Regions from separate parts of the Homo sapiens genome. Here region 1 is linked to region 2. A link is an interaction called in ENCODE POLR2A ChIA-PET data of the cell type or tissue named here. Cell type or tissue: B cell. All regions are shown on one strand. Links, peaks and the distances in the headings refer to the core of each region. The heading gives the core; the rest is flanking DNA. Region 1 holds the start of DES (desmin). Region 2 overlaps NHEJ1 (non-homologous end joining factor 1).

Region 1 (11,586 bases), core at 1-8,000, 270 kb before region 2:
CCGGATGTCCCTGAGGGCGGCAGTGAGGTCTGGCTTAGACATGTCCATCTCCACCTGGACCTGCTGTTCCTGAAGCTGAGCCTGCAACTCACGGATCTCCTGTAGGGCATGACTGGGCTTCAGTCCCCTCTCAGGGCCCACACAGCACCCTCACACCCCTATTCCCAGCCAGAGCCTCACCCCAACCCCACTTTCCGGCTGCTTTCCCCATGGCCCAGTGACCCCAGGAAGAGGGGCCAAGGTATACCTCTTCATGCACTTTCTTAAGGAACGCGATCTCCTCGTTGAGAGATTCAATTCTGCGCTCCAGGTCAATGCGAGCTAGAGTAGCTGCATCCACGTCCTGGGAGAGGCCAAGCGAGAAGGACATGGTCACCGCCACCCAGGTGGGGCAGAGCAAGGCCAGAGGCCATGCAAGGGGAAAAGAAGGGCACTCACCGCTCGGAAGGCAGCCAAATTGTTCTCTGCTTCTTCCTTCAACTGAATCTCCTCCTGCAGCCTGGGTGGGACAGACAGAAAGACAGACAGTTGCGGGTGATAAAGCTGGCAGTGGAAACGACTGGCCGGGGGCTGACCAGGGGGTGGGTCCAGGACAGAGCGGGAGGGCCTGGCTGCTGGGTAGAGGCAGGAGAGACAGGGAGTGGAGAGGCCCCACCCACCCAGGGAGGGCACAGGAAGTGGCCCAATCTCTGCCCAGGAGCCACACCCTTGAAGTCTATGTCCCCACCAGACTGTGTGACCTCCCTGGGGTTAGAAACTGTGTCTATTTTATCCACCTCTGTGTTTCTGGTTCCCAGCTCCAGCCTGGCCAATATAGCTGCTCAATTAATATTTATGACTTTGGTGGCAGGAGGGTGACTGTGCTCACTTGGCCTGTCAGAAGTGGGACCAACAAATATGCTACACTTGCTGCCCTTTTCGTTCTTGGAGCCTGGTGAAGTCTACAGTCAGGTCCTCCCAAGCTCTCTGAGAGCTGTGACCCCCACCTACTCCCTTTTTCTCCAGCCTGTCCATTCACCTTGTAAAAAGACACAGTCTCGGCAAGGCCCCAGGGCCAAGCTCCCCCCTCCCCCCACCTCCCCCAGGGCCTCATCACAGCTGAGCTGAGAGCTGTTGCTTGGACTCTGGGCCCTTGCCCTGCTTTCCCTGTCTCCTATCAGCCTCCCTTCTCCCTCTGGCTACACTGCCCTCTGGGCCTCCTGCAGCCCTTCCTCTGCCCATCAACTACCTGACCCCATAAATATCGCCCCAGCATCTTAAAATGCTTTTTAACGGGGCTGTCCACAGGGCACCGGGTCCCCTAAATTCTCCCATATCCACCCCCTGATCTATGTCCCCAAGAAAACTCCTGTGCAAGATGGGATCGCAGGGGGAGAGACCTGGAGGTCACGGCCCCTTGAAACACACAGGTGGAGGACCCTTTCTCCACATGGGGCAGGAGAGGGTCCCGGGCCCCGGGAGAAGGCAGGTGCTGACAGCGGGACCCCAGACCCCAGGCCTAGCCTCCTGTGCCCTGCCCGCAGAAAGAGGAGTCTGGGGTGCCGGGCCCTCACTTGGCCTTGAGCCGCTGCAGGTCGTCGAGCAGGTTGTCGCGCTCGACGTCGACGCGCGCGCGCTGGTTAGTGAGCACCTCCACCTGGCGCCGCAGCTCCCGCAGCTCCTCCTCGTAGAGCTCGGCCACTCGCGTCGGCTCGCGGCCCTTGAGCCGGTTCACTTCGGCGGCGAGCGCCGCGTTCTGCTGCTCCAGGAAGCGCACCTTCTCGATGTAGTTGGCGAAGCGGTCATTGAGCTCCTGCAGCTCCACCTTCTCGTTGGTGCGCGTGGTCAGAAACTCCTGGTTCACCGCGTCGGCCAGTGAGAAGTCCAGCAGCTCGCCTGCGCCGTAGGAGGAGGGCGTGCGGGTGGTCCCCAGCCGGCTGGCCCGCAGCGACCCCAGGCCCCCGGCCCCGCCCGACGTGCGCGACACCTGGTACACGCGGGACGTCACCGAGCTGGAGGAGCCCTTAGAGCCGAAACCCGCCCGCGGGAACACGGGCGAACTCAGCGGGGAGCCGAGTGGGAAGCCCGGGGCCCCGCCGAAGGTGCGGCGGTAGGAGGACACGCGCTGGCTGGACGAGTAGGCCTGGCTCATGGTGACGGCGCGGGCGAGGCTGGCGGGCGCACGGAGGAGGCGGCGGGCAGGCGGCCGGCCGGAGAGTGGATGCGGCGAGGGGAGACAGGGCCCCCAGCCGTCGGCACTATTTGTATCCCTCCTGACATCAGCCCCCGCCTCCCCTCCCCTGACAGCTGCAAGATCCCGCTGTCCTGCCAGGAAAGGGCGGCCCGTGGCCGTGGGGGCGGGGAGGCCAGCTCCCCCGCAAGAGGCCTGCGCCCCTGAGTCAGCCAGCGGGGGTCCTGTGACGGGCAAGCCTGCCAATCCTTCGCCAGGGCAGGCAGCAAGCATGTCTGCAGCCCCCAGGCGGGCCTCTTTCAGCCCTGGTTATCTCCTCGTCCTGGGGTGGGGGGGAGTGGGGTCAGGGGAGACAGCAGAAGAGAGGCTTCCCTTTAGTTTGAGGGTCCCCTTTTTGGTCAAGGAGAGACTTTGGGTCATTTCTTAAAGGGTCAAGGCCTGTTCCCAGGAAAGGCCCTAAACCACCTTGTTCCTAAATATTCTCTTGAAGTCGAAGAGGTTTGGGTCTCAGGCAAAGACCAGCCAGGCTTGAGGGTGGGGGTCTCTAGGCAGGAAGGGAGGGCAGGGAGACGCCTGGCAGGCGGAGGGATCCTGGCCAAAGCCTGCCTGCCATGTATGTCTATGGGCGAGCTAGCCCTGAGCCTCAGTTTCCCTCTGGACTAGTGCAGGCCCTCTTCCTCCCCGGTACTGTCGAGGGTGGGGCCTCAAGTTTATAAACAGTGGGCTGATTTCCAGAAAGGGTCTGATAAGCTTTCAGTTTCCAATTGCTATGTGCGCTCCCACCCCCGCACAGACTTTGTGTGGCTCCTGCCCCCTGGGTCCCCCGCCCCCTCCCTGATTCATCCCCCTACTCACACCACCCACGCCCACACACACCAGGGGTTTGTGTTTTGTCAGGAGCCGCATGTCAACCCAACCATCTCCCTGGCAGCAACAGCTGCCAACCCCAAATACCAGAGCGGGTATTTATAGAGGAGAACGCATGGCTGGGAAACAAGGCACAGGAGAGGAGCTGTGGGGGGCAGGGGGTACCTGAGGAGGCATGGGTGGGCGTCAGATAAGGAAGGCTAGGGTGACAGCCCCAATCACTTCCCACCCCCTATAATGCTCCAGCCCCCACCCCCACAAAAATGGAGCCCCACAGAGGGCCTGCCCAACCTCCAAAGCCCCCTCCTTAGCACACGGCACTTGCTAACCCCTAAGGACATCCACCATTCTCCATGGGTACTGGCCGTGCCTCTACACCTCCACTTGGCACTCCAGGTCCCTCTTGGACCTGACCCTTTTGGAATGCAAACCCTGAAAATAGAGTGCTCGATTAGGAGCCAGTCACTGGTCCTACCCTAGACCTGCCATCACCAGCTGGAGGGGTTACTAGTAGGTGTGTCCTTGTCTGAGCCCCAGCTCAGGCACGTCCTCTCTGAGCCCCAGCTTGTCAGATATAAAGTGAGGATGGTTAGCCTTGCCATGCTACCCTATAAAGGTTTAAAGAGGCCCAGGCCCTACTAATGTATGTAGCAACAATAATACCTTACATGTACTGACCACCTAGTGTGGGCCAAGCTGCTGAGCACTTCACACCCATGACCCCCAATTCTCCAACCCTAGGAGGTAGACACTAGCATCATTCCCATTTTATAGCTCAGGAAGCTGAGACAGTGAGACCTCACAGCCTGTGGCTTTGGCCTCAGGATGGGTGTGAATGTGCCGGGTAAATTGTAAAGGGGGCTTTGTTACTGCACTCTTTTCAAAGCCCTTTCCCATTAAGTGTCTAATTTTCATCCAAGAGACAAGCTTCTGAAATAGATGGGGGAGTTCCAGATATTCTTATCCAGCCCTCGAGTCAGTGCAAGCTGTTGTGTTCTGGTTATTTTTGTGTCTCATCTCCCAGACTAGACTGTATGCTCCTGGAGGATTTTGGAGACCATGTGGATCCTTAACACACTCAGGCAGCACCGTCTTTCTCATTGTCATTCAAAGTAGCCTGCAAGCTTTCTTTTGCAATTTCCTTATTTTGATGACATGCTGTGCCTCCTCCCCATCCCTCCACCCCTAAAGACCCTGATTCCAGCCAGTCTTATTACTGCATCTCCCTGACTTCAGTGACTGGGTCAAGGAATGGGCCTGGGAATGAGCAGGGCCAATCAGAGACCTTCCCTGGAATTTATAGACGGAACTGGGATTCTTCAACTGGAACCTGTGGAAGCCATGTTTCCTGCCCCCTGGGGGAGTAGGAAGAAAGAGAGGTCAATATGTAAGAAGCAGAGGAGGCTGGAGAGGAGGAGCAGGCCAGCCCCTTGGTTCCTGCAGTGCTTCCCTCAACTTTGTGAGTTGAGCTCCCACACTGTCCTTCCTGGCCTTGGGCCAACAAACTTTCCGTTTTTTTTTTTTTTTTTTTTTTTAATTTAAGGCACTTGGTATTGCTTTGATCACTTACAGCCCAAAGAACCAGATTAATCTTCCTGAAGGGGACTCTACACCTATTTCTATGATGCTACTGGGACAACATTTCTGGAGCTCTTCTCTGTGAATGATCTCCAGACCACATAAGGAAATTGGCCTTTGGACCAGCCCAAGTCCTCAGTTCCTTGGTGAAAAGAGGCAGAAGACAAATAAATCATGCCATCTATTCTCTAGTCAAAATCAACAACCACCAGACTTGGCCCCGAACCACTTGGGACTGTTTTCAAAATTCAGTTCCACCCCTGAGGATTTGCTACCATGGAGGGCTGCAAATCAACACCCCGAGGCTTGGAAGGCAGGTGAAAGAGGAGCACTCCAAAACATGCTGTGAGCTGGGCAGCACCGCTGGAGGGAGAGTTCAGCCTCCCGAGAGGACCACTCAGGATGGGACACACTAAAAATACCGACAATTTATTTGGATGGGTAGTGTATATGGTACAAAATTCAAGATGTGCAAAAAGGCATAAAATGAAAAGTAAGTCTCCTTCCCACTTTGACACCCAGCCACCCCAAACACTGCTTCAGAGACAACCAGGTTTTGGTTGTTATCGGTTCCTTTCAGAGATACTTCATGTACACACAACCACATTTTCTTATGTGGAGCCCCCACTTCTGAATCAATCTTTTTTCAATGACATACAGCTTAGAGATGGTTCCATTTTAGTACATTGACAGCTGAGTCACTTTTACATTGTGATAAAATATACATAAAATAAAATTCACCATTTGAGCCATTTTTTAAGTATACAGTTCAGTGGCGTCAAGTACATTCACATTGTTGTACAACTATCCCCACCATCCATCTGCAGAACTTTTTCATTGTCCCAAGCTGAAACTCCATATGTATTAAAAATAACCCTCCACCTTCCCCTCCTCCCAGCCCCTGGTAAACATCATTCTACTTTCCGTTTCTACGAATTTGACTCTAGGTACTTCATGCAAGTGGAATCATACCATATTTGTCCTTTTGTGACTGGCTTACTTCCCTTAGCATAACGTCTTCAAGGTTCATCCATGTTGTGACATGGGTCAGAATTTCCTTTCTTTTTAAGGCTAAATAATATTCCATTGTATGTATACACCACACTTTGTTTATCTGTTGATGAATATTTGGGTTGTTTCCAACTTTTGGTTATTGTGAATAATGTCGCTATGAACTTTGGTGTACAAATATCTGTTCAAATACTTATGTTCAGTTCTTTTCTGTAGATACTCAGAAGTGGAACTGCTATGTTATATGGTAATGCTATGTCTAAATTTTTGAGGAACTGCCATGCTGTTTTCCGCAGCAGCTGCACTGTTTTACATTGCTACCAGCAGTGAACATGGGTTCCAATTTCTCCACATCCTGGCTAACACTTGCTATTTTCTATTTGTTTATTTGTTTTATAATATTAATAGTAGCCTTCCTAATGGATGTGAGGTGGTACCTCATTGTGGTTTGTTTGTTTTGTTTTGTTTTTTAGAGACAGGGCCTCTGTCACGCAGGCTGGAGTGCAATGGCACGATCATCACTCACTGCAGCCTCAAATTCCTGGACTGAAGTGATCCTCCTGCCTCAGCCTCCCAAGTACCTAGGACTACAGGTGCAAGCCACCATACCTGGCTAGTTTTTTTACTTTTCCATAGAGATGAGGTCTCCAAACCTATGTTGCCCAGGCTGGTCTCAAATTCCTGGGGTCAAGTGATGTTTCCACCTCAGCCTCTCACAGTGCTGGGATTATAGTTGTAAGCCTCCACACCCAGCCTTATTTCATTTTTTAAAGATAGGGTCTCACTCTGTTGCCCAGGCTGGAGTGCAATGGCATGATCATACCTCACTGAGGACTTAAACTCCTGGTCTCAAGCGATCTTCCTGCCTCAGTCTCCTAAAGTGCTGGGATTATGGAAGCAAGCCACCACACCTGGCTGCTCATTGTGGTTTTGATTTGCGTTTCCCTAATGATCAGTGATGTTGAGCATCTTTTCATGCGCTTACTGGTAATCTGTATATCTTCTTTGGCAAAATGTCTTCAAATCCTTTGCCCATTTTTGAATTGGGTTGTTTGGGGATTTTTTGTTGTTGAGTTGCAGGAGTTCTTTATATACTCTGGATATTAATCCCTTATCAGATATATGATTTGCAAATATTTTCTCCCATTCTGTGGTTTGCCTTTTCACTCTGTTGATAATGTCCTTTGATGAACAAAAGTTTGTAATTGTGATCAAGTCCTATTTATCTATTTTTTATTTTATTGCCTATGCTTTTGGTGTCATATTCAATAAATCATCGCCAAATCCAATGTCATGAAGATTTTCCTCTTTGTTTTCTTCTAAGAATTTTATATTTTAGCTCTTATGTTTAGGTATCATGTCTGTTTGTTGTTGTTGTTGTTGTTGAAACAGGGTCTTGCTCTGTTACCCAGGCTGGATTACAGTGGTGCCATCATAGCTCACTGCAACCTCAAACTCCTGGGATCAAGCGATCCTTCCACCTCGGTCTCCCAAAGTGCCAAAATTACAGGCATGAGCCAATGTGGGCCTGGCTGTTTTATCCATTTTGAGTTAATTTCTATGTATGGTATAAGGTAAGAGTCCAGCTTTGTTTTTTTGCATGTGGATATCCAGTTTCTCAGCACCATTTGTTGAAAAGACTACCCTTTCCCCCACTGAATGGTCTGGGCACCTGGGATGAAAATAATTTAACCACGTGTGAGGGTTTATTTCTGGGCTCTCTATTATATTCTGTTGGTCTGTATGTCTGTCTTTATGCTGGTACCACACACTGTTTTGATAACTGTACCTTTGTAGTAAATTTTGAGCTCAGAAAATGTGAGTTCTCCATCTTTGTTCTTTTTCAAAAATTTGTGGCTATTTGAGGTCTCTTGAAATTCCTTATGAATTTTAGGATGGATTTTTCTATTTCTGCAAAAATGTTGGTGAGATTTTGATAGGCATTATACTGAATCTATAGATCACTTTGAGTAGTAATGGTATTCTTAACAATATTAAGTGTTCCAGTTCATGAACATGAGATGTCTTTCCATTTATTTTTGTCTTCTTTGATTTATTTCAATAATATTTTATAATTTTCAGTGTACAAGTCTTGTGCCTCATTATTTATGTTTATTGCTAAGTATTTTATTATTTTTAATGCTATTATAAATGCAGTTGTTTTCATTTATCATTGAGATGATCATGTGGGGTTTTTCTTCATTCTGTCAATGTGAAGTATGACACTGATTGACTTTTATATATTGAACTATCCTTGCATTCCAGGAATAAATCCCACCTGATTATAGTGTGTAATCCTTTAAATTTGCTGCTGAATTTGGTTTGCTAGTATTTTGTTATGAGTTTTACATCAATATTTATAAGGGATATTGGTCTGTAGTTTTCCTGTAGTGTCTTTGTTTGGCTTTGGTATGAGGATAATGTTGGCCTCATAGAATGAGCTAGAAAGTGGCTGGGCACAGTAGCTCATGCCTGTAAACCCAGCACTTTGGGAGGCCGAGGGAGGCAGATCAGGAGGTCAAGAGTTCGAGACCAGCCTGACCAACATAGTGAAACCCCATCTCTACTAAAAATACAAAAATTAGCTGGGTGTAGTGGCACACGCCTGTAATCCCAGCTACTTGGGAGACTGGGGCAGGAGAATCACTTGAACCCGGGAGGCGGAGGTTGCAGTGAGCTGAGATCGTACCACTGCATTCCAGCCTGGGCGACAGGGCGAGACTCTGTCTCAAAAAAAAAAAAAAAAGAATGAGCTAGAAAGTATTCCTTTCTCTTCTAATTTTTGGAAGAGTTTGAGGACTGGTGTTAGGTTTTTTGTTTGTTTGTTTGTTTGTTTTGAGACAGTGTCTCACTCTGTCACCCAGGCTGAAGTGCAGTGGTGTGATCATGGCTTACTGTAGTCTCAACCTCCGGGGCTCAAGTAACCCTCTCACCCTCCCACCTCAGCCTCCCTAGTAGCTGGGACCAGAGGCGTGTGCCACCATACCTGGCAAACTTTGTAATTTTTTTGTAGACAGGGAGTCTCCCTATGTTGCCCCAGGCTGATCTCAAACTCTTGGGCTCAAGTGATCCTCCCACCTTGGCTTTTCAAACTGTTGGGATTACAGGTGTGAGCCACCATGCCCAGCCTGGTGTTAGTTCTTTGTTTCTTAGAACTCACCAGTTAAGCCATCTGGTCCTGCACTTTTCTTTGTTGTGGGGTTTTGAGTCATTTTTCTTAGTGTCTTTGTATTTCACTGTATAGACTTGGTATAATTTATTTGGCCAGTTCCTTATTGATAGACATTTATGTTGTTCCAGTGTTTTGCTATTATAAGCAATGCTGCTGTGAACATCTTCAGGACACCTTTGAACACAAATTTTGGTACTTTTTTTTTTTGAGACGGGTTTTGCTCTTGTTGCCCAGTCTGGAGTGTAATGTGCGATCTCGGCTTACCACAACCTCTGCCTCCCAGGTTCAAGCGATTCTCCTGCCTCAGCCTCCTGAGTAGCTGGGAATACAGGCATGCGCCATCACGCCCGGCTAATTTTGTATTTTTAGTAGAGATGGGGTTTCTCCATGTTGGTCAGGCTGGTCTTGAACTCCCGACCTCAGGTGATCCACCTGCCTCAGCCTCCCAAAGTGCTGGGATTGTAGGCGTGAGCCACCATGCCCGGCCACTTTTTTAAAAAAAAAACATAAAAGTCACAGTATTTAGTAGTCAGGCCTCTTCCTTAATTGATATTGGAAATGGAAAGGTCCACCAGGACAGATGATTTCATTCAGCATTTACCAGAAAAGGGGACAATTTATAAATTTGTGTATGTGGGATGGTGCCTTGCACAGTGGGTACTGACAATAACTTTTGTTAAATGAATTAAGGAAATAAGTTAGTCCTGCTCTCCGTTTGAAATATTTCCAGATTAAGCCGGGCGTGGTGGCTCACGCCTGTAATCCCAGCACTTTGGGAGGCCGAGGCAGGCGGATCACGAGGTCAGGAGCTCAAGACCATCCTGGCTAACACAGTGAATCCCCGTGTCTACTAAAAATAAAAAAATTAGCCAGACATGGTGGTGGGCACCTGTAGTCCCAGCTACTCGCGAGGCTGAGACAGGAGAATGGCATGAACCCGCGAGGCTGAGCTTGCAGTGAGCCGAGATTGCGCCACTGCACTCCAGTCTGGGTGACAGAGCGAGACTCCGTCTCAAAAAAAAAAACCAAAAAACAAAAAAGAAATATTTCCAGATTATTCAAACCTCAGAGTTTTAGAAGCTTACAGTTGGACCTCAGCAGGTCATGAGGCTGACCAGTCTCATGCTCCCACTTCTCACTGAAGTCCGAAGTCTTCTTTACTGTGGCTCCAGCAAGCACTTGATCAGCTTGAATCCCTCCAGTCCCTGGGAACTTACTGTCTCTGGGCAGCACATTCCATTCCCGAAGAGTCCCTGAGTACCTAACATGTCTGCACCGCAGCTCTGCTGTTAGAAAACCTTTCCTTGGCCGGGTGCGGTGGCTCACACCTGTAAACCTGACACTTTGGGAGGCCGAGGAGGGCGGATCACCTGAAGTCAGGAGTTTGAGACCAGCCTGGCCAACATGGCAAAACCCCGTCTCTACTAAAAATACAAAAATTAGCCAGGTGTAGTGGCACGGGCCTGTAATCCCAGCTACTTGAGAAGCTGAGGCAGGAGAATCACTTGAACCTGGCGGGTGGAGGTTGCAGAGAGCCGAGATCACACCACTTCACTCCATCCTGGGCTAAACAGCAAAACTCTGTGTCAAAATTAAAAAAAAAAAAGAAAAGAAAAGAAAAGAAAGAAAACGTTTCCTGATACTCAAAGCCAGATGACATGTCTCTGCTATGCCACATATTCTAACCTGGGAGCCAAGCAGAGCAAGAACCCCCCTTTCACAGATCTACCCTGCAAACATTTGGGGGCAGTGTTCATGCCTTTTGGAACGTTGCCTGTTTTGCCACTCCCAGCTTCTCTCCTTTCCCTGACCTATTGAACCAGCAAGACCCAAACTTGTCATGGCCTCTGAGGGCCCCACAGGACTGGCCCTGCCCACCTCGTCAACTGCAGGTCACTCACCTCTCCTTCAGACTCCCCTTGCTTCAGCCTCCTTTCTGTTGGGTGAGGCTGCCCAGCTCTCTCCAGCCTCCAGACCTTGGCCTTTGCTGTTCCCTGCTGTCCCCCGAGCGCAATGTCTGGAGGGCTTCAGGATGCCCCGGCAGATCTCTGAACCTCACAGAGGGCTCTCTGGAAAATAAGGGCCCTGGCTCTACCTAGGAGCCCCCAGATTTCATGAATGGCATGGATGGAGGACAGGTGGCTAGTATGGGCGGATAGCTGAGGTGGCTTGGCCAGCATAGGGCATTTGGATTAGGAAAAACTGAAAGAACTCAAAAAGGAGAGAACTGGCCCTTTACCCGGTCTGAGAGAGCCTCACTTGCCCTGGGATTCCAGGTATGAGGCAGTGTTAATTCCTCCTGCGGTGCACCCTCCCTCCGTGGACTAATACCCACCCACAGGGGCACCTTCCACTCCTTCCAGGGCCCCTCTTCTCTCTCTTTTTTTCCAGCTGGGGACCTCATGCTTCCACCCTGAGCTGGGTTGGGCCAGGAGGCAGCCATTGCATGAGAGAGCCTTGGGAACAGCATGGCAAGGATGAACTCTGGGGACCTAGGCCCTCATCATCAACTGTAGCACTGGGTCATTGACAGGGGGGTGAGAAGGTGGTGGCAAAAGGCACAAGCTTAGGGGTTGGGGGTAGAGTGGTCAATTGGAGGCGAAGATACAGGTGGACACCCTGGGGATTCACCAGCTGACCACCTGGGCTACCTGGGCAAGTCCCTGGCCTCGGCCCTGTTGTGATCCCAGTGTGAGGGGACAAGGCCAAGTCACCTCTGGAGTCCCCTCAACTTCTGACAGCCTGAGACTCTGGGCCCCAGCAGGGGGTGGTCTCAGCTGAGTTTTTT
Region 2 (8,000 bases), core at 1-8,000:
ATCTTGCAAATAAAAATACATAAATAAAATTTAATAAATTTAAAAAATAAAATTAAAAAAATAAATAAAATTAAAAAAAATTTTTTGTAGAGATGGGGGGTCTCTCTGTGTTGACCAGGGTGGTCTCGAATTCCTCACCTCAAGCAATCCTCCTGCCTTGGCCTCCCAAGGTGTTGGGATTACAAGCAGGAGCCTGGCCCCATCCCATACTTTATTTCGTTTAAAACATTTCAACTTTCTAAGTAACACCAGGGGGCAGTGTTTCCTCAATAATGTTTGTTCTGGGACCAAACCATTTGGGCGGCCTTTGGGAATCCCTAGCAATAGCTAATCTCATTTTGCATTACATGGACCTAGAAATGCGGAATATGTAGTGTGATTGTGGAGACAGTTCTCCTTGGAGGCTGATGGGCTCTAATAGTTTCTTCTTTCAAAAGAATACAGTAAGGAACACTAATATAATGATATTACAATTATATAGTATATCTATATTATAGATTAATATATAAATATATGTAATATAATAATATATAATATATTAACATATATTATATGTTATATTAATCTATATTAATATAATATGTAATGGTATAATATAATGTATTATATATTATATAATATATATAATACAATATAATATAAAAGTATGTAAAGAAAAACTAGCTATTCTAGGCAAATTTCTCTAATTGGGGAACTACATTAAAGGAAAGAGACAACAGTGTTTAGGAAGGGATGAGTCTTGGTTTGCCATAGGAAGAAATTAGATTTGAGCAATTCATGAACAATTGTGCTTTAAGTTAAAATAAAATACTCATCATTAAAAGAAGAATGCCCTCCTAGGGAAACGCCTGAACCTGAGAGAGCTTTATATGGAAAAAGTTAGAGCCAGTGGACACGGGTAAGGATGTAGGTGGATACTATTTCAGGCTTGTGTGTATGTCTGTAAGGTCACACAGTCATAATTTTTGTTTGTAACTCATTCTTGTGATCGTTTTCATTTAATTTTTTTGAATGAGTAATTCTTGAAAAAGGCAAACATTTCAAACAGCATTTAAGTGTATACAGTGAAAAAATAGATCTTTCTACCCCGTTCCCTAGTCCCTCCTTTTCCTTTTGCAAAGCAACTACCAATATCAGCTTCTTGTGAATTCTTAAAGCTATATATGTATATACTGTATATATATCTTCATACGACCAAATATATATCTATGTATATGTGTATTTTTTGACAAATAGTATCATGCTGTACGCACTGTTTAGTACCTTCCTTTTTTCACTTAATTGTAGAACTTACCCACTGCTTCACTTGATGAGCCTTAAAAAAAAGAACTTAGAGATTATTCATATCAACACATTCAGAGGACCTGCCTTTGTGTTTTTTAATTGCAACATAGCATTGTATTTAATGAATGTATCATATATTTAATTGATCTGCTGTCAGTAGACACCTAAGTCTTTTGTTGTTGTATACAGTTACTATCCTTGTATTTACTTTTCCTGCATGTAAATGTGTGAGTAAATTCCCATAAGTGGAATGGCTGGGTCAAGGAATATTTGTATCTTTTAATCTTGCCACATAACATAATGCCAAATTGTCTTTCAGAGACATTATGCAGCTTAACTCCTTCCAGCTGTACAGGAAAGAGGAGAATACCTGTTCCTCATACTTCTCCAGCATAACATACTCACATTAACAAGCTAATGGTTTCTAAGTCTGCAAGGGTATTATGGAATATATTGGGTTTTGGGTCTCTGTTTGCTTGCTTGCTCTCTCTCTCTCTCTCCACCCCCCCCCCCTTTTCTTTCTTTTTCTTTTGAGATGAAGTCTCATCATAGTGCCCAGGTTGGTCTTGAATTCCTCAGCTCAAGTGATCCTCTCACTTTGGCTTCCCAAAGAGTTGGAATTATAGGCGTAAGCCTCCGTGCTTGGCCCCAGGTCTCTGGGTTCTAACACTGAGTCCATCTTCATTTAGGACAGACTTCATCTCTTACTCTTTCCTGTTGTCTGTTCTTTCTAATATCTAATATAATTCTTGATATTCCACATTTTAGCTTTCAGATTTGTGATATCTTTGGACATTTTATGATTCCTAGGAGCTATATCCAAAGGTTTCTTAGTGTAAGAAAGAGATAGGTTTTGGAACCAGCAGACTCGAATTTGTAACTCAACTCCACCTCTTTGAGACTACTTGTATTAATTTGGATAAGTACTGAATTTTTATGATTCAGTTTCTTCATCTGTAAAATAAATCAACCACAACCTTACTGTCTAGTCGTAAGGATTAAATAAAAGAACATATGTAATATTACTTATGTTTAGCATTATAGTGGACCTGTGAGGGCAAATATTTCAACTCCATAACTTTTCGTTTTAAAAGAGATGCTGGGGCCAGGCACAGTGGCTCACACCTGTAATCCTAACACTTTGGGAGGCCGAGGCGGGCGGATCACCTGAGGTCAGGAGTTCGAGACCAGCCTGGCCAACATAGCGAAACCCTATCTCTACTAAAAATACAAAAATTAGCCGGGCATGGTGGTGCATGCCTGTAATCTCAGCTGCTCAGGAGGCTGAGGTAAGAGAATTGCTTGAACCCGGGAGGTGGAGGTTGCAGTGAGCTGAGATTGCGCCATTGCACTCCAGCCTGGCTACAGCGAGACTCTCTCAAAATAAATAAATAAATAAATAAATAAATAAATAAAAATAAATAAATAAATGAAAGAGATCCCGGGGATGATGGCTCATGCCTGTAGTCCCACCAGTTTGGGAGGTCAAGACAGGAGGATTGCTTGAGACCAGGAGTTTGGGACCAGCCTGGGCAACACAGTGAAACCCATAGCTACAAAAAAATAAAAAAATAAAAAAAATAGGTGGGTGTGGTGGCATGTGCCTGTAGTCCTAGCTACTTGGAAGGCTGAAGTGGGAGAATCACTTGAGCCCAGGAGTTCAAGGCTGCAGTAAGCTGTGATTGTGCTACTGTGCTCCAGCCTTCACTGGATCTCCTGATATGATTCATCTTGATCTTTTTTGTTTATTTGTTTGTTTGTTTATGAGATGGGGGTCTTACTATGTTGCCCAGGCTGATCTTGAACTCCTGGGCCTAAGTGATTCTCCCGCTTTAGCCTCCAGCTTGATTCATCTTGAGATTGAGACCTATCATTCTGCTCCCCTGCTCATGACTTATGAACATTTCTGTGGAAAATCTGAAGACTTTGGAGAAAATTATAAATAGCTTTTCCTCGGAAAAAGATTAGCAACTCCTGTTTGTATATCTATTACACTTCCTAACCTCCTTAACTGTTGTAAGCTCTTTGATGGCAGAGGCCTCATAGGGTCAGAGTACATATTAGGAACCCAGTAGATATCTGTTGAATTGACTGATGAACTGTATATCTTCATATATTGCTGTCTATAAATTACGGGGAGTGTCCCTGACATCCTAAAGCCCTTCAAGATTTTTCCTTATAGTGTCTGTGGATTTGCTTTGAACTATTTACACATTATTATTATTATTATTGTTATTTGAGATGGAGTCTCTCTCTGTCACCCAGGCTGGAGTGCAGTGGCATGATCTCGGCTCACTGCAGCCTCTGCTTCTCAGGTTCAAGTGATTCTTGTGCCTCAGTCTCCTGAGTAGCTGGGACTACAGGTGCGTGCCACCATGTCCGGCTAATTTTTTGTGTTTTTAGTAGAGACAGGGTTTCACCATGTTGGCCAGGCTGATCTTGCATTCCTGGCTTCGGGTCATCTGCCCACCTCAGCTTCCCAAAGTGCTGGGACTTTTTTACACATTTTATCTAGTCTCTCATATGCCCATTAACACATATTTTCAAAATTTCTACTGAGCATTAATTTAAGGCTATCTGGTCTAAGAGAAATCATTTTGGTGTTCATCTAACTTTGAAATGAATTATACCTCAATAATTCAAAATGCTGTAACCCAATCCTATGAAATTATTTTAGCAGTTACAATATTTACTGATAAAAAAACTTTCTTTAAACCAAATAGACATTGGGGTCTGATAGATAATTTCAGTTGCCTGATGTGGCATTATCATATTTAATTAGACATGACATTAATTAAAAGCTGTTCCTTGTCATGTTTCATGTTTTTATACAATATTTACTGTCACTCGAGGAAATTGCTATTGAGGTAGCCATCCAGAGGGAAGCTGGTTATTAATTTAGGAGTTTCTGTTGTTTCAGTGCTGCCGCCAATTGGATGGTGTTGCTGCTTGGGTAGTAATGACAATTATTTCAATTCAACTCATCAAATATTCACTGTCATTTATACAAGTATTTGCCTGTTTTCCTCCTGATCTACCTTAAACAGTACCAAACTTTTTTTTTTTTTTTTTTTTTTTGAGATAAGGTCTCACTCTGTCACCTAGTCTGGAGTGTAGTGGTGCAATCTCAGCCCACTGCAACGTCCACCTCCTGGGCTCAAGCAGTTCTCCCACCTCAGCCTCCCAAGTAGCTGAAAATATAGGCATGCTTTAGCACACCTGGCTAATTTTTTTTTTTCTGTTTTTTTTTGAGATGGAGTCTCACCCTGTTACCCAGGCTGGAGTGCAATGGCGCAGTCTCGGCTCACTGCACCCTCCGCCTCCTGGGTTCAGGCGATTCTTCTGTCTCAGCCTCCCGAGTAGCTGGAATTACAGGCACCCGCCACCATGCCCAGCTAATTTTTGTATTTTTAGTAGAGACGGGGTTTCACCGTGTTGGCCAGGCTGATCTTGAACTCCTGACCTCAGGTGATCCACTTGCCTCGGCCTCCCACAGTGCTGGGATTACAGGTGTGAGCCACTGCGTCCGGCCAATTTTTTGTATTTTTAGTAGAGATGAGGTTTCACCATGTTGCCCAGGCTGGTCTCAAACTCCTAAGCTCAAGCGATCCGCCTGCCTTGGCCTCCCAAAATGCTGGGATTATAGGCGTGAGCCACCATGCCCGCCCAGCAGGACCAAATTTAACAAAACAATTCCTAGGAAAGAAGATCGAGTGTAGAGCAGATAAATTTTTCCAAAGCTGAACTTCTGCCACATTCTGAACAGTACTTCCTAGAGGGTTAAGTTTTTGCTAAGGACCTCAATTGGGAGTCAGTGCCAGGTTGGGATGTGCTGTGTGGTAGAAGGAAGACTCTAGTATCTATAGCTGGACTTTATTTCTGGCTTTCCCCTCTGTGCCAGAACCCTTCCATTTCTTAGTCCTTGGTTTTGGTACAAAAGCTGCCGCCACTAACTTCCTTTCTTCCCACCTCCCCACATCCAGTCTTTTCTAATCTAGCAGAAATGTGGAAAAAAGTCTTTTCCTCTTAATTTGAGCCAAAGCACAATTAGAACTTTTAGTAGTAAATTTTACCTAGAAAATGAATGGAAAATGAAAACACAAAGGTCTGAAAGAGTCCAGACGTCTAATCTGGATCCAGATGAGTCTGGCTTGCACATGTTATGGGATACTCTAGTACCTTTTCCTCATTTCAAGCCTGTTGGGGTATCTTGTCTAAAAGTACTCCTTTTTCAGGTCTAGGACAGGGGTTGGCATACTATGGCCATGGGCCAATTCTGGCTTGCTGCCTGTTTTTGTAAAGCTCGGTTGGAACACAGCCACTTGATTTGTTTACATATTGTCTGTGGCTGCTTTTGTGCTACAACAGGAGAGTCCAGTAGTTGCAACAGGGACTGGATAGGCCACAAAGCCAAAAATGTTAACTATCTGGCCCTTTATAGAAAAAGTTTGCTGACCTCTGATCTAGGGCATTTCTTCTTTTTAGTGCCTTCTTTAGTTCATCTCCTTAAGGAAAGGGAAAGGAAGTCTGATAACTTCCCTTAGTCACAGATAGATTATTAATTTGAATTATTTTATTTTATTTTATTTTGAGACAGGATCTTGTTCTGTCACCCAGGCTGGAGTGTAATGGCATGATCTTGGCTCACCGCAACCTCTGCCTCCCGGATTCAAGCGATTCTTGTGCCTCAGTCTCCCGAGTAGCTGGGATTACAGGCATGTGCCACCATGCCTGGCTAATTTTTGTATTTTTTGTAGAGACTGGGTTTCATCACGTTTCCCAGGCTGGACTCGAACTCTTGGACTCAAGCAATCCTCCAACGTTGGCCTCCCAAAATGCTGGGATTACAGGCATGAGCCGGCCTAGTTATTTTTTTTGACAGGTTAATGGACACCTTGTGTAGGTGAATTAAATGATTATTCTATATAGCTATACATTATCATATGAGAGTATCACCCTATTTGTACGGCAGTATGGCTGCGTTTGCATTCTTCTTACCTCTTGTTAAAAATGGGGTGTGTGGGCTGGGCACGGTGGCTCACGCCTGTAATCCCAGCACTTTGGGAGGCCGAGGCAGGCAGATCACCTGAGGTCAGGAGTTCAAGACCAGCCTGACCAACATGGTGAAACCCCGTCTCTACTAAAAATACAAAAATTAGCCGGGCATCGTGGTGCATGCCTGTAATCTCAGCTACTCGGGAGGGTGAGGCAGGAGAATCGCTTGAACCTGGGAGGTGGAGGTTGTAGTGAGCTGAGATCGTGCTACTGTACTGTAGCCTGGGCAACATGAGCGAAACTCCTTCTCAAAAAAAAAAAAGGGGGGGTTGTGTGTAGAGTGCGTTGGCTTATACCTTCCTAGGCTAGTTCTTGGTAGCTGGCTTGCTTCTATTATAACAATAACCTTAGACTATGCTGCATTTGTGGGAACAGATTGAAACTCCAGGGTCCTTCTGGGCTATCATGAGCCCTGAAATGGCTCTTAGTGTCTGGATCTAATTTGATCTTCAAGGGTCTTTACCTTCTGTTGATTTTTGTCTTCTGTTACACTTTAGCTAGTGTACTCTGTTTTTGCCACACTTATTTTCTTGAGGGCTACTTGGATCTTCAGCTTTTCTCATTTGTTTGTTTGTTTTCTTCTTGTTGTTTTGAGATGCAGTCTTGCTCTGTTGCCCAGGCTGGAATGCAGTGGCATGATCACAGCTCACTGAAGCCTTGACCTCCTTGGCTCAAGTGATCCTTCCACCTCAGCCTCCCGAGTAGTTGGGATTACAGATGCATGCTACTGTGCCTGGCTAATGTTAAAAAATTTTTTTTTGGTAGAGATGGGGTCTCACTATGTTTGTCAGGCTGCTCTTGAACTCCTGGGCTTAAGTGAGTTCCTACCTCGGCCTCCCAGAGTGCTGGGATTACAGGCATGAGCCATCTCAGCTGGTGGGATCTTGTTTTTGAGAAAGAGTCTCACTCTGTCACCCAGGCTAGAATGCAGTGGTGCAATCTTGGCTCACTGCAACCTCTGCCTCCTGGGTTCAAACAATTCTTGTGCCTCAGCCTCTCGAGTGGCTGGGATTACAAGCTTCTGCCACCAAGCCCAGTTAATTTTTGTATTTTTAGTAGAGATAGGGTTTGGCCATGTTGGCCGTGCTTGTGTCAAACTCCTGACCTCAAGTGACCCACCCGCCCTGGCCTTCCAAAGTGTTGGGATTACAGACGTTAGCCACTGCACCAGCCACCTTCTTAATATATTTAATTATTGTATTTGTGTTTACATTCATGTAAATGGGTTACTTGCCTATGAAACTATAAGTTTCTGTAAGAACATTTATTTTTCGGTATTTTTTCTGGTACCTAATACTGAATTGGAAAGTACTTTATAAGAGTCTTTTGGCTAATTGATATCTCTTCCCTCAAAGGTCTCCCAACATTTGATTCGTCCTCTGATGGGCATGAGTCTGGCATTACAGTGCCAAGTGAGGGAGCTAGCAACGTTACTTCATATGAAAGACCTAGAGATCCAAGACTACCAGGAGAGTGGGGCTACGCTGATTCGAGGTAAGAGGACATTCTTGGAGGAGTTGGGTGGGGCGTGTTAAAAATAGTCAAAGGGTCTTAGCAAAGAGGGAGACTCATTTGCATTAGAGAAGTGCCTCCCCCAGGATGGGTGCTGAATACTAACCAGAAACTGGAGTCTTGATATTAGGTGACTCTTTTTTGTTTGT

What was found. ChIA-PET counts read pairs that join two places held together with the same protein. Peaks named below come from ENCODE experiments on the same cell type or tissue, not always from the same donor. Only the 100,000 strongest peaks of a DNase experiment are listed, where the experiment ranks them.
Region 1: POLR2A ChIA-PET joins it to region 2 with 12 read pairs; 2 of 35 experiments call an interaction of 5 or more read pairs at or near these places.

The regions. Positions count from the first base shown.
Region 1 is chr2:219,409,008-219,420,593 of GRCh38, reverse strand. It overlaps DES (desmin), which reads right to left and starts at 2,217. Exons shown (of 9, transcript NM_001927.4): 1 at 1,554-2,217; 2 at 439-499; 3 at 248-343; 4 at 1-99. The coding sequence starts at 2,131. RefSeq lists a promoter at 2,142-2,446, a silencer at 2,447-2,922, enhancers at 2,923-3,079, 3,080-3,198, 2,923-3,198 and cis regulatory regions at 3,119-3,125, 2,142-3,198. In B cell, for the core only: no CTCF peak of the experiment used is centred there; no DNase peak of the experiment used is centred there; H3K27me3 peaks cover 3,734 bases.
Region 2 is chr2:219,147,490-219,155,489 of GRCh38, reverse strand. It overlaps NHEJ1 (non-homologous end joining factor 1), which reads left to right. Exons shown (of 8, transcript NM_024782.3): 4 at 7,695-7,833. Among named protein-coding and RNA genes, the nearest start is that of NHEJ1, 9.3 kb to the left of the region's middle. In B cell, for the core only: CTCF peaks have their summits at 46 and 247 (motif pointing right); a DNase peak (open chromatin) is centred at 259.